Regions from separate parts of the Homo sapiens genome. Here region 2 is linked to region 1. Evidence: chromatin contacts called from ENCODE Hi-C data. All regions are on one chromosome and are shown on one strand. The core of a region is the stretch at or near the end of the contact, and the rest is flanking DNA. Distances in the headings are between cores, read along the strand shown. Region 1 holds the start of ECHS1 (enoyl-CoA hydratase, short chain 1). Region 2 holds the start of CYP2E1 (cytochrome P450 family 2 subfamily E member 1).

Region 1 (3,638 bases), core at 1,139-3,638:
TGTTTGAACATGTCCTAAAGAAAATCCCCGGGCCGGGCGCGGTGGCTCACGCCTGTAATCCCAGCAATTTGGGAGGCCGAAGCGGTCGAATCACAAGGTCAGGAGATCGAGACCATCCTGGCTAACACGGTGAAACGCCGTCTCTACCTAAAATACAAAAAATTAGTCGGGTGTTGTGGCGGGCGCCTGTAGTCCCAGCTACTGGGGAGGCTGAGGCAGGAGAGTGGCATGAACCCAGGAGGTGGAGCTTGCAGTGAGCTGAGATCATGCCACTGCACTCCAGCCTGGGTGACAGAGTGAGACTCCGTCTCAAAAAAAAAGAAAAGAAAAAAAGAAAAATCCCCAGCACAGAACACAGCCCACAGCCGCTTTCCTTCTCCTAATATGCCTTGGTCAGCTCTTCCCAGGACACCACTCTGGAGACAGCCCTGGACTCTGCTGAGACAAGGCACCAGGAAACACCTTCTTTCAACAAATGCCAACAGGTGAGGGGGTGTAAGGCAGCTCCTTGCACTTGGTACCGCCCCAGTGCCAAGACCTCTGGCCAACTGGACGCAGGGTGGGGGATGTGAAAATCCTGGGTGTTCCTGCAGCATTAAGATCAGGCACAGGTCCGGAGCAGCAGGCCAGCCCGAAAATGGGAGACGCAGGCGCTTCTCGGTTGGCCTGCTGCACAGGACCTGCGCCTGCTGGGTGGACAGCAAGGTGGGAAGGAGACAAAGGACAATGGCGTTCCAGGGGTGAGAAGGTGAACCTGAAAAGACAAAGGTAGCCTGTGTGTTGGATGCTTGCCTCCGTTAGTGGCAGAGCAGGGATCATAGTCCCTGTGCTATGGGTTTCTTTTTTTTGGAGACCGAGTCTCACTCTATTGCCCAGGCTGGAGTGCAGTGGCGCAATCTTGGCTCACTGCGACCTCTGCCTACAGGGTTCAGGTGATTCTCCTGCCTCAGCCTCCCGAGTAGCTGGGACTACGGTCACACACCACCACACCTGGCTAATTTTTGTATTTTTAGTAGACATGGGGTTTCACCATGTTGGCCAAGGTGGTCTTGATGACCTCAGGTGATCCACCTGCCTCAGCCTCCCAAAGTGCTGGGATTATAGGCATTAGCCACTGTGCCCCGCCGTATCCTGTGGGTTTCTAGGGGTAACTGGAAGATCACAGGTGAAGTGTCTGGCAGCAGTGCCCGCCATGCAAGATCCAGGAAAGGGCTGCTGTCAGGGTGGAGAAGCCGAAGGCCAAGGAGAGCATGGAGATGAAACCAACACAACTCAGTGGTCCACTGCTACACAGGGTGAGGGAGGAAGAGGAAGCAAGAGTTCTTCCCCAGCCCAAGGCATGGCCCAAGATTCCTCAGATACTAGAGCCGGTGATGGCCGCTCATGAGTGGGGCCCCGGGTGAGCCACGAGGGAGGAAGAGGGCAGCCCCCTGTGGCTGGGGAGGAGGTGTCAGCTTTTCCCTTAGGACCCTCTGAGGGGTGGCCCTGGTCAGGAGGCACCCAGGACAAAATGCACCTGCATCTCCTGTTCTCGGGCTGGCCGGCTGCACAGGAGCTACGCCTGCTCTTAGAGCCGAGGGAACACCCCGGATTTTTACAACCCCCACCCTGCGCCCAGTTGGCCAGAGGTCTTGGCACTGGGGCAGTACCAGCCAGCCGCCGGGCCTCCCGCAGGACGTGGCCTGGTGAGAGTGGCCTCCTGCAGAGCCAGGCAGGGGGTGGGGGTGCGGGCCAGGGTCAGGTGGGTGGTGTCGGTGCGGGGTGGCGGGTGGTGGGGGGGTGTTAAGCCTGGGTCAGGCTGTGGGTGCGGGTCAGGTGGGGGGTGCAGCACTAGGCGAGGGGGGTGTTGCAGGCCTGAGCCAGGCAGGGGCTGCGGGTCGGGGTCAGGTGGTAGGTGCGGGGTCAGGCAGGAGAGTGCGGAGTCAGGCCCTGGGGATGCGGGATCGGACGGAAGAGGGGTGCGGGGTCAGGCCGGGGGGTGCGGGGTCAGGTGGGGGGGTGCGGGGTCAGGCGGAGTGGGGTGCGGGTAGGGGTCAGGCCGGAGGGTGCGGGGTCAGGTGGGGGGGTGCGGGGTCAGGCGGGGGGGTGCGGGGTCAGGCGGAGTGGGGTGCGGGTAGGGGTCAGGTGAGGGTGCGGGGTCAGGCGGAAGAGGGGTGTGGGTTGGGGTCAGGTGGGGGATGCGGGGTCAGGTGGGAGGGGGGTGCGGTCTGGGATCTGGTCTGGGCGTGCAGGTCGGAGTCAGGAGGAGATTCGGGCCGCCAGCTCTCACCGCGCACTCACCCGAGGCGAAGGGACGCCAGGCGGGACAGCGAACCGGGGGCCTCAGCGGGCCGCGGACGCAGGACAGCAGGACACGCAGGGCGGCCATGGCTCTCTGGACTCCTCGCCCGGCCCCGCGGAGCCGCCCCCTCGCCTATAGCCTTTCAGGGCTCGCTCCGCCCACAGGCCAGCGCCGCGAGACCAGGCGGCCCTCGCGAGATCAGCCCGGGCAGAGTGAGCGGGTCGCTCTCCGCCAGGCCCCGCCCCCAGGCCCGAGCTGCCGCTCGCGGATCTAAGGCCGAGGGGCGTCCCCGGGACCCCGCCCTGGGCTGGGACCAGCGCCCTCCAGGCCCCGCCGCAGTCGCCCGCGCCCCCGCCCCCGCCCCAGCCCTCGGGGTCCCAGCTGGCCCCGGGGAGACCGCGCGGAGGCGGAGGCAACGGCGGCGCCTGCCGGGCTCTGCGCCGCCTCCCCCCGCCCGCCTGCCCGCCTGCCCGCCTGCCCGCCTGCCCGCCTGCCCGCCTGCCCGCCTGCCCGCCGGCGTCTGTAGCAGCGGACACAGCGCGCCCAGGCGCAGGGCCAGGCACGGTGGCAGCGGCGTGGGCACTGAACGCCACATTAGGAGGAGTTTTATTTTCATGCACACAAGACTTCAACAGATTTAAATAATAAAAATTTCATTCATTTAAGTTATTTTATTTATACCTTTTAAATATCTAGACAAGTATTGTGGAGCATCCATTTGTGTACTTGCCCGGATTCTGCAAACGCCAGGGTGGAGATAAAACCACCCTGGATAAAATGGAATGGAAAGCGAAACTGCTATTGTGACCGGTGGAGGGTGTCCAGGTTCTTGACGTCTTGAACAAAGAACTGGACAAAACGCACAAACAAAGCACGGAAAGAAGGAAGCAACAAAAGCGAGATTTATGGAAAACAAAAGTGTGGCCGGGCGCGGTGGCTCAGGCCTGTAATCCCAGCACTTTGGGAGGCCAAGGCGGGCAGATCACCTGACGTCAGGAGTTTGAGACCAGCCTGGGCAACATGGTGAAACCCCCCTCTCTACTAAAAACACAAAAATTAGCCGGGCGTGGTGGTGCACGCCTGTGGTCTTAGCTACTCGGGAGGCTGACGCAGGAGAATTGCTTGAATCCGGGAGGCGGAGGTTGCAGTGAGCCGAGATCGCACCACTGCCCTCCAGCCTGGGCGATAGAGCCAGACTTCGTCTCAAAAAAGAAACAAGAAAAGACAACGAAAATAACTCCACACTGTGGGAGCGGCTGAGCATAGCGGCTCAAGAGCCCCGTTACAGATTTTTTGGGGGGGTTAAATACCCTCTAGAGGTTTCCATTGGTTACTTGGTGTACGCCCTGTGTAAATG
Region 2 (6,803 bases), core at 2,078-4,577, 150 kb after region 1:
CAAGAATTCTATATCCAGAAAACATTCTTCCAAAAAGAGAGAAGTATTACAGCTCTTTAGAATTTGTCTAGCAGGTTTTCTGGTACCCTCCCCCATTAATTTATTAATTAAAATTTAAAATATGTCAGCCTTTTGGCTAAGATCAAATGTCAAAAAGAAAGAGAAATTAAGACATTCTTGGATAAACAACACCGAGAGAATTCACAAGCCTGTCATAAGAAATACTAAAGGAAGTCTCTTGGGTCAAAGTCAAAGAACACTAGTAACTCAAATGCACATTATACACAGAATTAAAGTAAGTGCCAAAAAGTATTTTAGTAGGTACAAAATTAAAACTGCAAATAATAAAAAGAGAATTAGCAGAATCTTTCCTTCTCAATGGGGTTTAAAATATGGAAGCTGCCTTTGTAGGGTGAATTTGGGACTCGCAGTTTCCACTTCACCCACTTTTGTGTTGTTTGCATTCGTTAAAAGGAGATATTTTACTTCCCCAATTAAAATTATCTTTCTAATCTTTATAAACAATTATTTAATTCCAGTAAATCTTCTCTATATTGCTTTACTAGTGAGTTCTATTAAAATTTTGAAGCACAGAAAATTCCCCTACAGTATAAAGTATCCCCAGTCACAGAGAAGACAGGGGTTTTGCAATGATTTCTAGAATAGTGCAATTTTTATGCAAGAACCTAATATAACACAAAAATTATAGCCCGATTTTATTTGTGGGTATAGATGCAAAATTACTAAAAATACTATTAACAAGTTGAATCCTTAGGGTGTTAAAAGAGTATCACTCCATGAACGAGTTGGTTGTGATGTGGAACTATGAGGTACTTTTATGATACAATATAAAAATTTATGGTAATTTTATGGTACATTGTGAGACAGTGTTTTCTTCTAGCATCATACTAGCAGGTCTATGGAGAAAAATCACAGGATTGTCTCAATCAAAAAAAGATTTCATTAACCCAACTCTCATCCCTGATAAACACTGTTAGTTATCTAGAGAAAGAAGAAAATTGTCCCAATACAGTCACCTCTTTGCCACACCCAGCCAACAGCAGACGTGATGGAAGCCTGAAGAACACCCTGCCACGGGCACAGGCAGAGGCACAGGCACCCTGTCGTCCTGATTATTTCACCTTGTCACGGGCAGAGGCACAGGCACCCTGTCGTCCTGATTATTTCACCTTGTCACGGACAGAGGCACAGGCACCCTGTCGTCCTGATTATTTCACCTTGTCACAGGCACAGGCACCCTGTCGTCCTGATTATTTCACCTTGTCACAGGCACAGGCACTCTGTCGTCCTGATTATTTCACCTTGTCACGGGCAGAGGCACAGGCACTCTGTCATCCTGATTATTTCACCTTGTCCTAGAGTGTCCTGCCAATGGGACAGATGCAAAACAAATAAAAGCCCCGGCTTCTGAAAAGAAGCACACAGAAATGTCATTATTTTCAAACGAGGTGTTCCCGTATATAAAATTTGATGTTGGTTGGGCATCTAACAGTATTATGGCCAGAGGACTCAGACCACAGCTGCATCCCTGTGAGGCACAGACTCTCCAGGGCACGCGGGTCCCGCCTGGGATGTGCACACTCAGGTGAGCTGCACAGACAAGGTGTCCTCAGCCCAGGGGAGCCAGAGGCCTGCTCTGCCTCTCCACCCTGATGCTTCCTGTTCTCACCCCACCAAAGCCAAGGCTTCAATTTCAGTCTGTGGGGAGCTGACTCTGCTGCTCTCAAGCACTAGAAGAAGGAACCAGTAATCGAGGAAACTTGTGGACCCCAATGGGTGTCTGTCCCGGCCAGGCCTGGCTGGGCCCACACAGGACAACAGGGTTCAGGGGTCTGGACAGCTGTTTCTGCCCAGGGAATTGTCCCTGCCACCTCACACTGGCCACTGGAAAGGAAAGAGAGGAGGAGGCGGCAGGCTAACCCACCCGTGAGCCAGTCGAGTCTACATTGTCAGTTCTCACCTCGAGGGGTGCCAAAAACCAGAGGGAAGCAAAGGCCCCTGAAGCCTCTGCCAGAGGCCAACGCCCCTTCTTGGTTCAGGAGAGGTGCAGTGTTAGGTGCAGCACAACCAATGACTTGCTTATGTGGCTAATAAATTGTCAAGAGAAAAACTGGGTTAGAATGCAATATATAGTATGTAGTCTCATTTTTGTATAAATACAAGTATAGAATGGCATAACTCAAAATCCACAAGTGATTTGGCTGGATTGTAAATGACTTTTATTTTCTTCATTTCTCATCATATTTTCTATTATACATAAAGATTCATTGTTAATATAAAAGTACAAAATTGCAACCTATGAATTAAGAACTTCTATATATTGCCAGTTAGAAGACAGAATGAAAAACATTCTCTTCATTCTAACCACACACACAAAAAAGCTCCACAAAATACCTATGGACTACCTTCATAGAAGGTGGAAGAGGGTCTGTATGAAGAAAATAATTAATACATGAAAGAAGAAGCTAGTCAATGTGGAGCTCTATTGTGTCCCGGGATCAACAAAGACAAGATATCTTTAAAATCGTCTTCTAAATTTACCCTAATGTAAAACAAATCCAATAAAACTCTAATGTAATTTTTTAAGAATTTAAATTTGGAATAATTCCAAAGAACAATTTTTCTTAATTTTCTACAGCCAGAATATATACCTTTAAAAAAAATGAAAACAGAGATTAACTTTCTCAGAATTGGTTGACTCACTCTTTCCTTTTATTTTTCTTCCATGGAATTTTCCAGTTAACTTGAGAAAGTGGAATCGAATTCCGATGTTGAATTTTCCTTCTGGCCCCATTCATGTGGCAGGTGGTGATTCAGGTACTACTGGGGGCTGCTCAGACAAACCTCCTCATCAGACATCAAGAGGCTGTTGCACCAGGAGGGCCGGTACCGTGTCTAGAGGTGGTCGGCATGGGGTTGGAGTTGTATTACATAAACCCTACTCCAAACAAATGCATGGGGATGTGGCTGGAGTTCCCCGTTGTCTAACCAGTGCCAAAGGGCAGGACGGTACCTCACCCCACGTTCTTAACTATGGGTTGGCAACATGTTCCTGGATGTGTTTGCTGGCACAGTGACAGGTGCTAGCAACCAGGGTGTTGACACAGTCCAACTCCATCCTCACCAGGTCACTGGCTGGAACCCCTGGGGGCCACCATTGCGGGAATCAGCCTTTGAAACGATGGCCAACAGCAGCTAATAATAAACCAGTAATTTGGGATAGACGAGTAGCAAGAGGGCATTGGTTGGTGGGTCACCCTCCTTCTCAGAACACATTATAAAAACCTTCCGTTTCCACAGGATTGTCTCCCGGGCTGGCAGCAGGGCCCCAGCGGCACCATGTCTGCCCTCGGAGTCACCGTGGCCCTGCTGGTGTGGGCGGCCTTCCTCCTGCTGGTGTCCATGTGGAGGCAGGTGCACAGCAGCTGGAATCTGCCCCCAGGCCCTTTCCCGCTTCCCATCATCGGGAACCTCTTCCAGTTGGAATTGAAGAATATTCCCAAGTCCTTCACCCGGGTAAGAGAAATAGTGTTGATTTTAGGGAGAATAACTCAGCAATTGGATCTGGTATGTGTGTATTCAACTCATTTGCAGACAAATTGTGGTTGTTCAATACCAGCCTGTTGTGAATTACCTGAATTGATAGCATCCTGGAGCGACACTCAAAATGTGTCGCCTGTGGTGCAGCTGGAGCCCGGAGCCTGCGTGCCAGGCCCCGGAGGCCCCCGCCGGTGCCTTGTCCTGGGGCTGATGATGGGGAGGCCGGCGAGGCCGGGCTGCTGCGACGCCAGGATAACCGGGCTGGCGGCCAGATGCGCACTCGCTGGGCGTCCGCCTGTGTTTGCCAAAGCACGAGTTGAAACGTGAAGTGTTGGGCCAGCCCGTGTGGCACCAATACCTGCCGCCTACGACTGTTGTGAACACTGAATGGGCCAACAAACCTAAACGTTAAATGAACTGATAACGCCGTCAGCACGGAGCAGGCGCTGGGTGTTTGCGCTCTTGCGCGTGCGCTCTGTGGGGCGCAGGCTGACGGCGGGCGGGGGTCGCCTGCTCCAGCTCGGGCTCCCGCGCCAGAACCGGGTCCAGAACCTTGATTCCGGAAGCGGGCAACGGGGTGGTTGGTGGGCGCGCCTGAGGGAAGGGACGTGAGGAGCCGGAGTCCGCGGAGTTGCCGCGGAGTTGTCCGCGGAGTCCAGGCGGGTGGGGAGCAGAGCAGCTGGAACCCCCCGAGCGCCCTGCAGACGCAGCAGCCTCTTGAGGGGAGGGTCTCCCCCACCTCGGGCTGGACAAAGACAGCTTTTCCCCACGTCCCTCTGGGTTCTCTAGAGCAACAGCAATACCCGCCCGGCAGGGGTGTGGCTTAGAGCCCCGCACCTCCTCGCCGCGCGGCGGGCCTGACTTCTAGCCACGGGTCTCCGCAGTTGGCCCAGCGCTTCGGGCCGGTGTTCACGCTGTACGTGGGCTCGCAGCGCATGGTGGTGATGCACGGCTACAAGGCGGTGAAGGAAGCGCTGCTGGACTACAAGGACGAGTTCTCGGGCAGAGGCGACCTCCCCGCGTTCCATGCGCACAGGGACAGGGGTGAGTCCGCGTCCCTGGCACGGAGCGGGGGGTGCATAACACGCCCCGGGACAGTTACGGGCGCTAGCCACGTCGGCGATGGCCAAATAATAAACTAACAGTAATATTATAGTAACAGCATCCGAAGGATGAGATCAGGATTAGGGCGATGGCCCCCGCGCGTTGCCTGCGGAGCGAGGCGCACTGAGTCGCCCAGGAATCCGGCCTCTCGGCGACTGTGCGGGAGAGTTTATGGGGATGGGCGGGGCTGCTTCTGAGCAGGAGTCGCCGCCCCCACCCCCACCGTTCCGCCTCTGGGCCCGCAGGCTCCTCCCGGGAGCGCTTTCCCCTCCTGTTCAACCGCCGGGGTACAGGTGGCTTCGTCCACCGAGGTCCCCTCACCCACGCTGAGGCGTCGGAAGCTGCGGACACTGCTCGCTTCAGGGCTTTGCTCAGCTGCAGCTGGTGACCTCCAGAGAGGGAGTCTCTGATGTCCCGCTGGGGTGGATGTCCTGAGACCGGGAAGGGGGAAGAGACCCACTGAAATCCTATCTCCCAGCCTCACCTCTGCTGTCTCCTCCACGCTTCCTGTCTCCAGAGCCCCGAGTTCAGCATAAGCAGAAAGCGGCCTGTTCCCTCTCTAGGGAGAGGAGGGTTGCGGTCTGGAGGTCTGGCTCGTCTTTATCTGCGCATTCTCCCAGCCTCCTGGCTTCAGACCTCAGCGAGGCGGCGGCTGCCGGCCGGCTCTCCTCTTCCTGCCTGCAGACCTGGCCTGCTGCTTCTTTCTCCTTCCTCCCTCCCTGCCTGCCCTGCGGTTTCAAAGTAGATTAGAAATAACAGTGTCCCACATGGAAGCCTCTACTTCTTCCTGGGTCAACTTTGATGACGAGGCTCCAGAAAACCTTTGCAATGCTGTGTGGAATTTTTAAATCGGTGAGCTCGTGCTCTTGCCCTATTTATTTGTCCAGCGTACATTTCTGAACATTGTGAACGTCGAATGGGCCAACAAATCTAAAAATTAAATGAGCTGATAAAGAACGCCGTCAGCACAGAGCAGACGCTGGGTGTTCGCGCTCTTGAGCGTGCGCTCTGCGGGGCGCGGGCTGGTGGCGGGCGGGGGTCGCCGGCTCCAGCTCAGGTTCCCGCGCCAGGACCGCGTCCAGAACCTTGTCTCCGGAAGCGGGCAACGGGGTGGTTGTATCACAATTAGTGGCATTTGGTTTTCCTTCTTCTGCATTGTGGGTTTTACTTCTCTGGGGTTGCCAAAAACAAAATTAACCATCTCAGTCCTTGTCGTTAACGCAGGAGAAGCATTACTGGAGGAGGCTCTGGGGTTCTGTGGTTGAGGAGCTCAGTTCTGGTTCCGGGGAGCCCTTATCTGCCACCCACGGGTCCAAGGCACAGTCGGAGGCAGCAGGGAGGGGAGCGGAATTCACATCAACACAGATGGGGCTCAAGGGGACTTTGCTGCCTCTGCCTGGAGGGTCTAAAGTTTCATTTTCATATGACCCGCAGGGCGCAGACTGGCGGAAAATTAGCAGAGCCCTGGGCATGGGCTGCACCTGGCCCTTAAGGGACAATGATGGAAATATTCCTTATTAGCACAATACTGAGCACAGGCTGTGTGATAATGTGTCAAGGGAACTGCAGACATCCTTTCAGAAAAAGTTCATAAAACGGAGAAAGTTTGGTTCCCAACCTAGATTTTTAACCTGTTGAACTCTGTCTAAATGGGTCATCTCGGGATGTCCTCCACTCAACATGACCACGTCTGCCCCTCTGTCCCACCTGTCTCCTCAGTCCTTCCTCCCCACCTTTCAGGATGAAATGAAACCCTCAGTCCAGCTGCACCCCTGCCCCACCCACCTCATCTCATGTGCCCTCCCGCCCCTCTCAGGCCGGACAGCCTTGCTTCTGGAACACACGAGCACAGCTTCACCAGGCACTTTCTGAGCACCCTGCAGGCGCCTCCCAGGAGTGGTCAGTGGTCAATCAGCTAATGAAGCTGCATAGGACATGACCCTTGTTTACCGCAGAATGCCCAGAGCTGGCAGGATGTCTTATATGCAGGAAGTACCCAAAATGTATTTATTGAGGAAGTGATGATGGATAAGAGGAAGACGGAGAGCGAGGGAGAGAGGGGCTAGGGGCCCCTGCGGTGTAAAGGGGGTGTGGCTGGGAGTGTGCAGGGGAACAGGGATCATTTCAAGGTTCCTATC

What was found. A loop is a pair of places that touch in the nucleus more often than their neighbours do. Pooled maps may share reads with other maps.
Region 2: a map of PC-9 shows a loop between it and region 1 (3-fold over the local background). The contact joins the promoter of CYP2E1 here to the promoter of ECHS1 in region 1. A Hi-C loop is called at or near these places in 1 of 168 maps with a recorded cell type or tissue (PC-9) and 7 of 50 pooled maps.

Annotation. Positions count from the first base shown.
Region 1 is chr10:133,370,966-133,374,603 of GRCh38, forward strand. It overlaps ECHS1 (enoyl-CoA hydratase, short chain 1), which reads right to left and starts at 2,389. Exons shown (of 8, transcript NM_004092.4): 1 at 2,281-2,389. The coding sequence starts at 2,368. MIR3944 (microRNA 3944) reads right to left here and starts at 698; the gene lies at 591-698. RefSeq lists a silencer at 2,152-2,661 and an enhancer at 3,043-3,132.
Region 2 is chr10:133,524,036-133,530,838 of GRCh38, forward strand. CYP2E1 (cytochrome P450 family 2 subfamily E member 1) reads left to right here and starts at 3,328. Exons shown (of 9, transcript NM_000773.4): 1 at 3,328-3,537; 2 at 4,446-4,605. The coding sequence starts at 3,361. It overlaps LOC105378575 (a long non-coding RNA gene), which reads right to left and starts at 2,924. Exons shown (of 5, transcript XR_946512.3): 1 at 2,725-2,924; 2 at 1-2,108. It also overlaps the pseudogene LOC124902569. RefSeq lists promoters at 1-3,335, 1,966-3,423, 2,782-3,335, cis regulatory regions at 1,775-1,781, 3,007-3,031 and enhancers at 1,953-2,365, 2,654-2,781.